2 separate regions of the Homo sapiens genome follow, and region 1 is linked to region 2. A link is an interaction called in ENCODE POLR2A ChIA-PET data of the cell type or tissue named here. Cell type or tissue: HepG2. All regions are shown on one strand. Links, peaks and the distances in the headings refer to the core of each region. The heading gives the core; the rest is flanking DNA. Region 1 holds the start of LOC124902495 (a long non-coding RNA gene). Region 2 overlaps SH3PXD2A (SH3 and PX domains 2A).

What was found. Peaks named below come from ENCODE experiments on the same cell type or tissue, not always from the same donor. Only the 100,000 strongest peaks of a DNase experiment are listed, where the experiment ranks them.
Region 1: POLR2A ChIA-PET joins it to region 2 with 6 read pairs; 4 of 35 experiments call an interaction of 5 or more read pairs at or near these places.

What each region holds. Positions count from the first base shown.
Region 1 is chr10:103,656,469-103,660,852 of GRCh38, forward strand. All of the region lies in intron 8 of SH3PXD2A (SH3 and PX domains 2A), which reads right to left. LOC124902495 (a long non-coding RNA gene) reads left to right here and starts at 3,692. Exons shown (of 2, transcript XR_007062276.1): 1 at 3,692-4,384. RefSeq lists an enhancer at 1,311-1,812. In HepG2, for the core only: CTCF peaks have their summits at 3,418 (motif pointing right) and 4,006 (motif pointing right); DNase peaks (open chromatin) are centred at 1,943, 3,653 and 4,043; H3K4me3 peaks cover 702 bases.
Region 2 is chr10:103,792,373-103,796,756 of GRCh38, forward strand. All of the region lies in intron 2 of SH3PXD2A (SH3 and PX domains 2A), which reads right to left. Among named protein-coding and RNA genes, the nearest start is that of SH3PXD2A-AS1, 48 kb to the left of the region's middle. In HepG2, for the core only: no CTCF peak of the experiment used is centred there; DNase peaks (open chromatin) are centred at 1,209 and 2,029; H3K4me3 peaks cover 543 bases.

The DNA of each region.
Region 1 (4,384 bases), core at 235-4,234, 140 kb before region 2:
GCTGTCATGGTCGGATGAGAGGAGAAGGCAGGCTGGTCTACAGTTAGAAGAGCATAGCTGTGCTTTAAATCTGCATGGTAGCTGGGCGCGGTGGCTCATGCCTGTGATCCCAGCACTTTGGGAGGCCGAGGCGGGTGGATCACCTGAGGTAAGGAGTTTGAGACCAGCCTGGCCAACATAGTAAAACCCTGTCTCTACTAAAAATACAAAAATTAGTCAGCCGTGGTAGCAGGTGCCTGTAATCCCAACTACTTGGAGGCTAAGGCAGGAGAATCGCTTGACCCAGGAGGTGGAGGTTGCAGTGAGCCGAGATCATGCCACTGCACTCCAGCCTGGGCAACAAGAGTGAAACTCCATCTCAAAAAAAAAAAAAAAAAATCTACATGGTAAGTAAGAGAGACAGAGAAGCTGCTTTGGCTCGTGCTGACTTTTGGTTCCCAGTTCCAGCCTCCTAAGGCTGATTTACTTCTCACCCCTGGGTTTGGTGAGATTTTCCTTTATTGCTTCAACAGTCTCTTGAGAAAGTCTGAGTGAATTTCTGTTCTCCGCTCACAACTCAACTGGGACTAAAGCATTGACCCTAGAGGGGAGTAAAAATTCTCAAATTCTTCCCAAGGTTTGGTTTTCTCACTTGTAAAAAAAATGATGGACCAGGAGCTCAAAATTTCTTGCTTCCATGGAAGTATAAGAACTCCCAATGTATCATGCCCGGTGCCAGGAAGTAAGCAAAGACTCAGAGAAGAAAGGTGAGGCAGGAAAAATTTTGTTGACTCATCTCCCCACTTCTTCCCCTGGCCTGCAGTCCTAAGAAGAAACAATCCTAGGAAGTTGGATGCAGCTTTGCTCAACACACAAATCAGAGTGACCAGGACCCTGATGTCACCACGCTGCCAGAAATTATGCCTGCTGGAGAGGGAAGCCAATGCAGTATTTGAGGCAAATGAATGTCCTAAAGAGGAGGCGCCTTATGCACTTTTGCTTATGTCAAGGGTAGAGGGGTTTCCAAAGACAAAGTAACAATGGCGGCTGCATGCCCTGGTATGGCTTGCTGGGTGGCAAAGCTACCAAAGCTATGAATCTTCCTGCTCTATGTGTCCCTGTATATCAATGGAGAAAAAGAGTCCTCTTCTGGTCTGGCCCTAGGCCCACTGGTTGATCACAAATGCTTTCCTTAAAGCTATTCAAGTCTCACTTTGGGTTTGACTCCTGTTCTCTGGAACAGGTTTGTCCTCAGTCCTAGGTACACATCACCTTCCTCAGACCCTCTCAGCTGTTTCTTGTCCCTAAGTTCAATGGATCAATGAACAACATGAATTCCCATTAGCTGGAAGGAGGGATGCAGAGACAACCTTCCCCACAGATGTTCCAGGGAGCTCTACAGCCATCTCACCCAGCCTGCATCTCGCCTCAACCTACAGCATTGCCAACTTGGACTTCTACCCTTCCCACCTGGGATGGGCCCATTCTCAGCCTCCCTGCATGACCTCTGTTGAGGGGAGAGATCTTAGCTCTTGGACTCTAAGGCAATTACTTAGCCTCTTAGCCTATTACTTCAGCCACAAATTGGTTAAACTCCCTTCTACTGCATGGTGTTGTTCCATGATATCCCAAAAGAATGATGTATGTGAAGCATGTGGCCTGCCACCTGGTGTTTACTGACTCAGAATCACCTTCCATGCACATCTCTCTTTAGACCAATGAGAGCACAGAGGGGCTCTGATGAGCAGGCAGAGCCAGAGGTGGCTGGGTCCCCCTGTGGACACTCTACTTGAGGCACTCCCAGCCAAGTGAGAGGGGACAAAGGCAGAGTCCTGGCACCCTGTGGGCAAGGCAAGGCCCAGGGAGGTGGGGATGGTGCTGGCTGGGGCCATTGCCCAACAACGCAAATGGAAATGCCTCAACACACCCACTGTGTCCCAAGGTCAAAGGCTTCACAATTGGGTCTTTGTTCCTGAGTTCAAAAGCCTCACTCACCACTCCTTCAGGTTGCACAAGACGCCTCCTCTCCCCCACCGTCAGGCCTCCAGCTTCCCTGAACTGGGAAGCGACCATCCCAGAGATCTGCAGCTTGGCCCTCTTCCTTTCTCCCCTCCACCCACTTCATTTCTCTGGTTAGGCTGGATGTATACTCCAGGCCTCCTAGTAGATAGCAACAGACGGGTTTGAATAGGTAGGCACAGCACTGCAGGTCCTGTGCAAATATCTGCAGCTGAGCAGCTGTCTCTACCAACGGTAAAGATACGAAACTCCCAGAAGTAGAAAAGCCATGTTCAGGGAAACTCTTTCTACCCGACACCTTGAGTCCCACCAAGTTTCCCAGCCTTGGAGTTCAGACCTGAGAGAGAGCTCAGGGAGGTCATTTGCTCCAGCCCCTGCTTCCAACCAGCCACAAGGTCATCTCCATTTTATGGAAGGAATAACTGAAGCCCAGAGAAGTTAAGGGACATGAAGCCCCCCAGCAGGCAGTGGCAGGTAGAATGCGGCTTCTAAGAACAGCAGCTCCCTCACACAGTCTGCGTGCCAGACTGGCCTGCTCTGGCCACGGGTGGCCGTGGGGAGCTGGGGTGCCTGGGCCACCTCTAACAGCCATCAGCAGCTCCTCAGGAGAGCAGGCATCTCCCCCTTTGTCAAGGCTCCTTCCCCCAATCCTAGGACTCCAGTGTCCCAGGGTCCTGTAGATGGGATAGGAGGGGAGAGGGCGCACATGCCCTGGGAATCCTGGAGTCTTCCAGCAGGATGACTTCCTCTTGTGTGCTCTCATCTTCAGCCATCCTGGCCAGTGGCTGGCAGCCCCCAAAGACATGGGGGCTCACTACCTCCTGCTGCTCAAGGGTTAAACGGCTATGGTGTGACAGGCAGGCGTGGTGGGAGAACCATTGGTTTGCTCAGAACTTCCCTAGCCAGAAGTTCTGAGAAGAACCAACCACCTTTCCTGATGCAAGCTCTACAACAAACATCTCCCTCGCCTGAGGTCTCCCATGTCACCATTAGAGATCCATTGCTTTGGGTCTTCAGGTACTGGGGGTTTCCAGAGCCAGACCCCCATGACATTGCTAGCTTACTTTGCGGGCAGGGACGTGGCACCATGAGCATGACAAAGGCTGAGGACAAAGCTGCCCAGGGAGGAGCCCAGTGTGGGCACCTGGGACGAAAGGTTGAGGCCTCACAGCAGGGACATGGCTCTGCCAGGGAGGACTGTCACTGCTGACCACCTTGGTGATGACTCCAGGCACAAGGGCAGACACAGTCTGACCTGAGAGGGGAGCAGGCACTTCGAAGACCTCAGAGCAGGAGGGCCACAAGTCAGACCCTATACGCATATCACAGCCCTGTTCTCTGGAGCCACTGGTGGCAGGAGCCTGCACCCACCTCCCCCAGGAGGCCCACTGGGATTTCCTTAGCATCTCCACAGCTCCTGGCCACCAGGAGGCACAGGGTTCTGCTTTGGATCTCAGGAGACTCCCTTCCCCGCAACCTCCCTGTGTCTCGATTCCTGTCTCTACGGAGCAGGCACTGCTGTCCTATGCTTTGCCTTTCCTTTCCGGGTTTAAACACTGGCAAGGCATAGAGTGGGACTAGGAGAGGAGAACAGGCTCCTCCCCTCTGGAAGTATCCACCAAACACCACTCAGAGAGGCTCTGAGCACAGGGGCCTTCCCTGCAGCAAACCGAAACTGAAACAAAACACCCCAGAAACCCATGCAAGCCCTGGGAGGCTGTGGGCTGATGGATGTCCTGGGCTCGAGTCCCAGCCCTGGCCCTGTTGGGGGCCGAACAAGCCTGGACTGACAGGCTTGGGCTCTCCTCTCTTCACCTGCCATGACTCCTGCTGCCAGGGACACCAAGGTACCTTTGCCCCCTCCGTGGCACCCTGAGAACCAGCTGCCCCGGGCAGCTGTCAGTACGGCCCCTGTCAGTGCCGGACCTTGCCTGGCCCAGGCCTGGCTGCATCCCCCTCACTGCGCTTGCTTTCCAGGTCCTGGGGCCTCCAGCTCGGCAGGGGGCAGTCAGATCCCCAACCAGACCCCAACCAACGCCCGCAGGCCTGGCCCTTCCACAAACTTGCCAGCGACCCGGGGACCCTGGACCCCATGGTGACAGCAGGGCCTGCCTTCCCCACCAGCTGGCTGGGCTGTCCTGCCTGGACCCTGGACCCTGGCTCAGAACGTGGTTGTTGCTGGGCATCCCTGAGCTGAGAGCACCCTGCCCCACGGGCCTCCGAGGGCACGGGGACCCCAGCAGGGCTGGCCATTTATTCCCGCGCTGTGCCTGAAACGTGCAATTAACACAGGCTGGTTAATTACCCCGAGCAAGGAGACATTCTTCCACCACCAGGCAAACTGCTGGCCTGCAGCCCAAACCAACAGGGGGAAACTTCAGCCGCC
Region 2 (4,384 bases), core at 222-4,221:
CATTAACGGGGCACAGGAAGAAACTTCTGTCTCTAGATGGAGTGGGGCTCTCTGGCTTTTTGGAGTTTTAAGCTTCTGAGGGCCTAATTGGTGACATTTCAGCTTACCTGTCTGGCGTCTCTGTGCCAGTCCTATCCTAAGGGCTTTCTTTATATGGACTGTGTCATTTTATTTTTCCTGTTACCCAGTGAGGCAGTTATTACTATACACCCATTATACAGATGAGAAATCAAGCACAGAGAGGTTAAATCACTCATCAAAGCTTAGACAGTAAGCGCTGGGGCTGGTCTTGAAACCCAAGTGCCCTGGCCCTGGAGCACATGCCCTTAGCCACTGTGCCCCAGCAACACACAACTCTGAGTACAGTTTCGTCATGACACAAGAACCCCCACCCAACTGCTTCCTGCCTCAATATGTAGTTTGCAGATTTTGAGTAATATCTGAATACAAGATTCCAGTTGGACAAGATAATTTGGACAGGTCCCTGGGGTTGGTTGTAATGGGATCTAACCAGTTTACATTCCACAGGAATGATCTAGAATGATGGTCCAGGAAATATGAGGTAATGTGATTTTTATAATGAGTTTCATGTCCTCCTTGTTAGACATGTTCTTATGTTTACTTTTTTCACCTGTGCTTTCTGTCCCATTATACCATAATGACCAGGAAAGACATATTTTATTTTTGACTTCCCACCAACCCTAGCTCCCCCAATAGGTGACTCTTTAACTATTCAATATTAATGTTGCAAATAATATATGAATGCATTCTCCTTTTCTAAAAGAGTAAAACATTAAGATAAGGTTCCCCCTTTATCAAGCCCTTCCTCCTACTGATATCCCTAACCCCCATCTAGAGATGAGTCGGATACCAATCTGGAGTACAGCCTTCTAGATTAAAAAACATTTACATTCATATGCTGGATATGTACCTGCAAAATATAAATCTTGTTCTTGGGTTTTTTTTTATATAATTATTATCATACTATAAGTACTGTTTTGAAACTTGCATTGTTTGTTCAGAATGTTTCTTGGAGATCCACCCATGGATCAGTCTCATTTGCTTTGACTGCTGTACTAAGTGCTGTGAGAATATCACAGTTGACTTAGCAACTCTGTATGGATGGTCTTTTAGGCTGTTTCCCATTTTTGCCATTGCAAACAACATGAGGCTGTCTGTGCCTGCCTGGGACCAGTGAATGACCTCAGTCAAGGCTGATGTTCTCCTCTGTCTAAGGCATGTGAGCATTCACAATGACCCATGCTCAGCACATTCTGGAGCTGGCACTGCCACACCAGGTGTGCTGGAGCTCTCTGCAATCCTTGGTACAAGATCATTCTTAGAACTTAGCAGGTTACCTCCCCAGGCTGTGGCCTCATCGCTTTAGTCTAGGGTCAGTAATCTCGAACAAATTCCCTCAATGATTAAAAGGCAGAGTGCCTGCGGAAGAGACATTTCCTCCTCTTTTCTGCTTTCAGGTTGGTTCTTGGCACACACTGGGATCACCCCAGGTTGATCTCAGCTGAGGCCTGCTTTGGATATTAAACCAAATGAAAGCTTATATAAATTTAATGAATAGAAAAATTAACACAGTTTGTTACCTGCAAAGTGAGGCACTTGGAATAAGAACTCCTCTAACTCTAAAAATGCAATGATCCCATAAAGCTCCGTAAGTGACATCAGTACACACCCACACCCATATACACATTCATTCCAAGGCTGGTTGTTAGTGATTCAGGAATTATAATTTTTCCACCCATCATGAGGTGGGCTGTTGGGGAGCTGGAAAGTGAGTGTGACCCCAGGGTGGGGTGCATGGGTGGAGAGTCTGGAGAGATGAATAAGGAATAGAGAGAAAAGCTTGTCAAAATAGGTTAAGTCCTTCAGAGCCAATGAGCAAACCTGAACAACCCTCTTAACTCTATCTTCCAAGCGGTGCAGGGGAAAATAAAGGGCCTCTCCCAGTTCTGATCAAATATTGACCCTGTGCACTCGCTGGCCAGAGTTCAGACTAAAGCAATAGCAGCATGGTGGAGTCGGTGTTTGCAGAGCAATTACTGTAGCCCAGCGCTTTGTAGGTCAGGTTGTGAAACAACCGTCCATGGAGCCAGGGCTTCAGAGAGTCTTCCGGCCCCTCCTCAGTGGGACCAGGAAGGAGCTGTGCAAGGAAATAGACAAAGGCTGGAAACGTGGTCCAGCCACCCGTGAGAAAGCAACTGAAAAGGGCATCTGCCGCCCCTCCTCCCACCTCAACTGCACCTCCAAGCAACCCAGGCCCTTAATCACCAAATGGGCCTCGACGTTAGGCCCTGTCCTGGTCAGCTTTCCCTGGGACAGGTCCTTTTCCTGGTCAGATAGGGCTGAGTGGTGAGTTATTTTTAGAAGAAACCAATTTCCACTTGGAGACTAAGAGCCTCACCTCTTCCCTGTTCTTAACTTCACATCTGAAAGGCTCTTAGAAGCCCTCTCGGGAACCTGACCTGGTTTCCAGAAGAAGTGTTTGGAATAGCCGCTGAGCTGAAAAGCCCTAAGGATGGGCAAACTGTGCAGGAGAATAATCTCCCTCTTCTTGCCAGGGCCCTAGAAGATTTCAGGGGGCAACTCAGGAAGGGGCTGGGAGGTGACAGATCACTGTAGGGTGGCCAGAAAGCCAGCTCAAGCCTGTTGTGTGTTCAAAGTTGTCTAAGCTACCAGTCTAATAGAATTTTCTGTGATAATAGAAATGTTCCATATCTGCCCAATACACAACCACTAGCCACGGCCGCCACTGAGTACTTGTGATCTAGCAAGTGCAACCAAGGAACTGAACATTTACTTTTATTTCATTTAATTTTTAAAATTTAATTTCAAAAATTTTTAATTAACTTTAATTTAAATAGCCACATGTGGCTAGTGGCCACCGCGTTGGACAGTACAGCTTTAAAGCCTCCGTACCTGGGGGTTCTAAGTGGGCAGCCCCTGCGTGTGAGTCTGGGTCTGAAGGCTCGTGGCAGGAGATATGGGGAGAGAAGAAGGTCTGGAGAAGAGCAGAGGGTGTTATCCTGGTGCTCATGGATGGATTTCAGGCAGGGTATGGATAACCAAAAAGGTTACTAGAATTACAGGTGCACATTCATGCACTTGTCTGGGGAGAGAGTCTTTGGCTTTCATTAGAAGCATAAAAGAGTCTCTCATCTCAAAAGTAAAATAAGATAAAATAACTCACTGATGTGTCAGATAAAACTTACTTCTTCAGGAAGCCTGCCCTGATCCCAGAGTATAAGGTTTCCCTATAATATGTCTATGGCACCTTCCTTTGTTACATCTGGAATGGTGTAAAACAATATTGTTTGTCTTTGTTTTTTAACTAAAATCTGTCTTCCCTCACTAAGCTGTGAGACCCATAAAGGCAGGAACCAGATCTGCTTTGGATCATCAATGTGTCCCAGAGCTGGCACACCGCCTGGATGTACAAGGCAGACACTTAATATTGGAAGGATGGGAAGAAGGAAAGAAGGAAGGGAGGGAGAGAGGGAGAGAGGGAGGGAGGAAAAGGAAGGAAGGAAGGAAGGAAGGAAGGCAGGAAGGAAGGAAGGAAGGAAGGAAACCAGAGACATATTTTACCCTGATAAGAATTCTCAAAAAACAACCAAATCCCCCCAAACTAGAGTGTGGGTGTTTGGCTATGTCACCCTAGGCTGCTGTCACTAATTAAGACCATATGGGGGCCGGGTGTGGTGGCTGATGCCTGTAATCCCAACACTTTGGAAGACCGAGGCGGAAGGATACTTGAGCCCAGGAGTTTGAGACCAGCCTGGGCAACACAGTGGGACCCTGTCTCTACAAAAAATAAAAAAAAAAATTAGCTAGTCATAGTGGCATGCATCTGTGATCCCAGCTACTTGGGAGGCTCAGGCTGGAAGATCTCTTGAACCTGGGAGGCTGAGGCTTCAGTGAGCCATGATCACACCACTGCACTCCAGCCTGGGCGACACAGCGAGACCCTGTCTCTAAAAACTAAATAAATAAAAGTAAAAAAAAAAAAAAAGAGAGAGAGAGAGACCATATGGGCATCTTCTTTGTTCCCTCTCCCAAGAATGCTCTTTCCTTCCTCTTCATCTCATAGCATGTTGCTTGTACCTCAATCTAGTATTTAGTTCATCTACAGTGGACTTAACTGTTTCCAAGTTTGCCTTCCTCACGAGATGTAGACTCCTGGCAGGAAGAGACCTTGTCCTTCTCAAAAGTGTGTTCCTCAGCCTGCGCCACTTCTGCTCTGTACAAAAGCTGCTGCCTGGGGGGCCTCAGCACAGGCCCATCCACTCTTACCCGGAGCCAGCCTGGACTCTCATCTTTCTACTTCCACCCTCGCCTCTCACACTCAGCCAGGCTGGGGCTCCCAGAT